Linked DNA regions of Homo sapiens: region 1 is linked to region 2. Evidence: read pairs that join two places in POLR2A ChIA-PET (ENCODE). Cell type or tissue: HepG2. All regions are shown on one strand.

Region 1 (2,500 bases), 320 kb after region 2:
GTTTCCTGGGCCAGGGTGAGGACTCTGATTTTGACTCTGAGTGCAGTAGGACCCATGGGAGGACTGCCCAGAGGAGGGACGTGAGCTGGCTTAGGTTTGAACAGGCTCACTCTGGCTATCATGTGAGAACTTGACTTTAAGTTTGGAGGAGTGGAAACAGCCCAGCGAGGAGGTGACCCAAGAGGTCCCCACTTCTTGTCTGCATTTTTCAGGTGAAAGGCTCTGAGGTTTGGGGCTCATTAGGGCCAGGCTTCGTGGTCTAGTAGGGACACATCTGGGATTTGAACTCCCAGACTGTGCTGGGAACTTCCACTTAGAGCTGATTTCTGATTTCAATGCAATGTTATAAGTGAAAAGAACTTTAGCACAACCAGAGACCTCATGAAAGGCTTCCTGGAGGAGGTGTCTGAGTTAAGCCTTGAAGGAGGAGAAAGAGCCCACTAGGTGTACAAACAAGAGGCAATATAACAGCCACCTGGATTGGGCTCTTTTTTTTTTTTTTTTCTTGAAACGGAGTTTTGCTTTTTCATCCAGGCTGGAGCTTGGCTCACTGCAACCTCTGCCCCCTGGGTTCAAGCAATTCTCCTGCCTCTGCCTCTCTATAGCTGGATTATAGGCACCCGCCACCACATCCGGCTAATTTTAGTATTTTTAGTGGAGATGGGGTTTCACCATGTTGGCCAGGCTGGTCTCAAACTCCTGACCTCAGGTGATCCACCCGCCTCGGCCTCCCAAAGTGCTGGGATTACAAGCATGAACCACCATACCCGGCCATGGATTGGGCTCTTACTGTGAGCCAAGCACACGTGTTAATCCATGGCTTGTTATACTGCATGCGAGACCCATGCCCAGGTGTCTAAATCATTAGTAGACTGTGATCAACATTCAAAACATGAAAAGAAATATTATAGAAAACATCAGAGAGCATTACTCATAGTAATAACTGTTACTACACTTGCCTTTTGGTTAGTTGTGGGATATACTGGACATGATGTGAAAAGCATTTCTCATGAAAGCCACTGGATTTATTCATTTAATCCTCACAACAATCCTATGAAGTAATTATTATTATTCCTTTTTTTTTTTGAGACAGGGTCTTGTTCTGTCACTCAGGCTGGAGTGTAGTGGTGCAATCATAGCTTACTGCAACCTCCACCTCCCGGGCTCAAAGTCTCCTCCAGAGTAGTTGGGATTACAGGCGTGCGCCACTACATCCAGCTATTTTTTGTAGAGATGGGGTCTCACCATGTTGCCCAGGCTGGTCTTGAACTCCCGGGCTCAAGTGATCCACCCACCTTGTCCTCCCAAAGTGCTGGGGTTAAAGGTGTAAGCCACCGTGCCGGCCTTATTCCCATTTTGATGAGAAAAGGAAGGCTCAAAGAAGTCAAGTCCTTTGAAACAAACAGGGCTATTTTTTTTTTTTTTTTTTTGAGACAGGGTCTTGCTGTGTCCCCCAGGCTGGAGTGCAGTGGCAAGGTTACAGCTCACTGCAGCCTCAACCTCCCGGGCTCAAGGGATCCTTCCATCTCAGCCTCCTGAGTAGCTGGGACTATGGGCGCACATCACCAGGCTTGGCTAATTTTTAAATTCTTTGTTGAGATGGGCGTCTCATCATGTTGCCCAGGCTGGTCTCGAACTTCTGAGCTCAAGCAATCCTCTCACCTCGGCCTCCCAAACTGCTGGGATTACAGGTGTGAGCCATAGCACCTGGCCAGGGCTAACATTTACTTGCTCTTTGTCAGGCATTGTTGTAGGCATTTAGCACTGATTAACTCACTTACTCCTCACAGTCACCCTATGAGGTAGGTTCCACTATGACCTCATTGCACAGATGGGGAAACTGAAGTGCAAAACAGAAAGTTACTTTTTTGCAGGGACTCAGGGGCATAACAGATGCCAGAGGGATTTGATCCAGGGAGTTCTGGCCACACAGCCTGCACCACCGAGCGTGAGTTCCTGCAACCTCTCTCTTTAGAAAGGGCCCTTCGGACTGAGAATGGCATAGGCGAAGGTGTGGAGCCAGGCCTTTAGAAGAATTAGCCTTCAGGCCGGGCCCGGTGGCTCACGCCTGTAATCCCAGCACTTTGGGAGGCCAAGGCAGGTGGATAACCTGAGGTCAGGAATTTGAGACCAGCCTGGCCAACATGGTGAAACCCTGTCTCTACTAAAAATATAAAAATTAGCCGGGCGTGGTGGCGGGCGCCTGTGATCCCAGCTACTCAGGAGGCTGAGGCAGGAGACTCGCTTGAACCCGGGTGGTGGAGGTTGTAGTGAGCCGAGATCGCACCACTTCACTCCAGCCTGGGCGACAGAGCGAGGCTCCATCTCACACACACACACACACACACACACACACACACACACACACACAAAATTAGTCATCAAATCACAGAAATACAGATGGATGAACCTCAGCGGTCCATAAATTCTCTGGGAGGGGAGTAAAAACCCCTCTGTGCAGAAGTGGGGTTCTAAGTGTGCAGTGGCATGGTCTTGGCTC
Region 2 (2,500 bases):
CCTAGAAGGCTTTCTTGAGCACCTAAACAGTTCTGGGCCCAGCAGGGAACACAGCAAAGCCTCTGCCCTTTGCTAAGGCTGAGTCAGTGCAGGGAGGTGCTCTGCAGACACCATTAAGGACCTACAGTAGATCAAATGTGTTACCTTAGGGCTCTGCCCTAAGTCAGACCTCATGTCCCTGCATCTCCTCACTGAGTTCTCACCTGCTCTATGAGAGAGGCACTTTTGGTGACGAAGAACATGCACAGGGCACAATATCATCATCCACACGTAGGAGATGAGGAAGTACGGCAGAAAGAGGGTGAGATCTGATCCCCGGAGAAAGAACACAAGCAAATGGTCTACAATTCTTTTTTTTTTTCCAAGACAAGGTCTTGTTCTCTCGCCCAGGCTGGAGTGCGATGGCGCAATTTTGGCTCACCGCAACCTCTGTCTTCCGGGTTCGAGCGATTCTCCTGCCTCAGCCTCCTGAGTAACTGGAAATACAAGCATGCACCACCATGCCTGTCTAATTTTTGTATTTTTAGTAGAGACGGGGTTTCACCATGTTGGCCAGGCTGGTCTCCAACTCCTGACATCAAGTGATCCGTTTGCCTTGGCCTCCCAAAGCGTTTGGATTACAAGTGTAAGCCACCACGCCCAGCCTACAGTTCTTTTTTAGTTTTTTAAATTTTTTCATTCTTTTTTTCCGCCAAGACTGAGTCTTGCTCTGTCACCCAGGCTAGAGTACAGTGGCACGATCTGGGCTCACTGCAACCTCCGCTTCCTGGGTTCAAGCAATTCTCCTGTCTCAGCCTCTGGAATAGCTGGGATTACAGGCATATGCTACCACACCCGGCCAATTTTTGTATTTTTAGTATAGATGCGGTTTCACCATGCTGGTAAGGCTGGTGTCGAACTCCTGACCTCAAGTGATCCACCCGCCTCGGCCTCCCAGAGTGCTGGGATTACAGGCATGAGCCATTGTACCTATCCCTTTTTCTTTCTCTTTTTTAGAAATGGGGTTTCTCTGTCACCCAGGCTGGAACACGGTGGCAAGATCACAGCTCACTGCATCCTCAAACTCCTGGGCTCAAGGGATCCTCCCCACCTCAGCCACCCTAACTCTAAGCAGAAGCTCAAATAGTCTACAGTTCTAAATTCTGTGATTTGTGGAGTGTGGTGGTGCACCTGTAGTCCCAGCTACTGGGGAGGCTGAGGCAGGAGGATTGCTTGAGCCCAGGAGTTTGAGTCTAGCCTGGGCTACATAGCGAGACTCCATCTCCCTCTCTCTCTCTCTCACACACACACACACACACACACACACACACACACACACACACAGTCATGGTTCCAACACGGGCTTCTAATATTGTGCCTCTTAAAATTCCTGCTTTATCGATCTTTGCCCTCTCCCTGCTGACGCCCCCCTGTCCCCGCACCCTGAGTCCCTTTCTTACCAGACTCTGGCAGGCTGTCCTCACCAGCTCCGGACGGGCACAGAGAGGATTTATAGTGGTTGAGACCCACTTCCGCTCCACAGCCACAACCCCCATCCTTTGTCTAGGCCAAAGTCCTGGCCAACAGAACTGCGGAGGGGGTGGGTGGGGACAGAAAGGGCAATGACGTCCCCCAAGGTCACGTCACAGGGAACCTTCTCTCAAGTGACAGGGAACCCTCACTCTGAGAATTCGCCTCCGACAGAGGCTGGGTTGGGGGCTGTGGAGGGGTTGGAGGTGCTGGGTGCCCACTGGGAATGGAGTCAGAGCTTGTAGGAGACAAGGGCGAAGCTCTCAGTGAGGGCCATCATGGGGACCTGCTGACTCCACCCACGCTCCTGCCCTCACCCTCCTGAAACTGACACGCCTTGAAGTCCCCCATTCTCCGCAAGCCCACAATAGGGTGTTATTCCTTGATACCCTTCCCGACCTCCCTACTCTTCCTTCCCCATCAGGTGTCACCTCTTCTACTCATTGATTCCTGGGAGGCAGTGGGGTGGGTTTTTTTCTGGCCACACTGGGGAAGGATCCAGACAGGGACACAGGTGAGACTTTATTTATTGGAGAAGTATGAACTTTTTTTTTTCTTTTTGTTTTACCCCCAAGAGATCTCGCTGTGTTGCCCAGGCTGGTCTCGAACTCCTGGGCTCAAGCCATCATCCTACCTCAGCCTCCTGAGTAGCTGGGACTACAGGCACCCGCCACAACCACACCTGGCTTTTATGAACATTTTAACCCTGGTCCTTGTCCCCACAGACAAGCCTGGGGCACAGGCTGTGGGTCTTCTTCAAGAGGCTGTCTTTGGATTCGAGGAACCAGGCCTTGGTGAGCGGACCCAGGTCCCTCAGGTGGTCGTCATAGTAGGTCTGCATGAAGCCCCGGAAGGTGCTCGGGCTCCTACAGGAGAGAGGACATCACAGTGGAGGCCCCAGCTCTCCCCAGGTGTTCTCTGCCCCATTTATCCGCTCCTCTCTGTGACCTAGGAGTTCCTGCTCTCAGCTCTAACCCTCCACTCCTCCCAG

The links. Peaks named below come from ENCODE experiments on the same cell type or tissue, not always from the same donor. Only the 100,000 strongest peaks of a DNase experiment are listed, where the experiment ranks them.
Region 1: POLR2A ChIA-PET joins it to region 2 with 7 read pairs; 1 of 35 experiments calls an interaction of 5 or more read pairs at or near these places.

The regions. Positions count from the first base shown.
Region 1 is chr19:44,620,213-44,622,712 of GRCh38, reverse strand. All of the region lies in intron 1 of IGSF23 (immunoglobulin superfamily member 23), which reads right to left. Among named protein-coding and RNA genes, the nearest start is that of IGSF23, 7.9 kb to the right of the region's middle. In HepG2, no CTCF peak of the experiment used is centred here; a DNase peak (open chromatin) is centred at 1,147.
Region 2 is chr19:44,945,015-44,947,514 of GRCh38, reverse strand. It overlaps APOC4 (apolipoprotein C4), which reads right to left. Exons shown (of 3, transcript NM_001646.3): 3 at 2,019-2,375. The coding sequence ends at 2,210. APOC2 (apolipoprotein C2) reads right to left here and starts at 1,464. Exons shown (of 4, transcript NM_000483.5): 1 at 1,440-1,464. APOC4-APOC2 (APOC4-APOC2 readthrough (NMD candidate)) reads right to left here. Exons shown (of 6, transcript NR_037932.1): 3 at 1,440-2,375. In HepG2, no CTCF peak of the experiment used is centred here; a DNase peak (open chromatin) is centred at 1,524; H3K4me3 peaks cover 1,747 bases.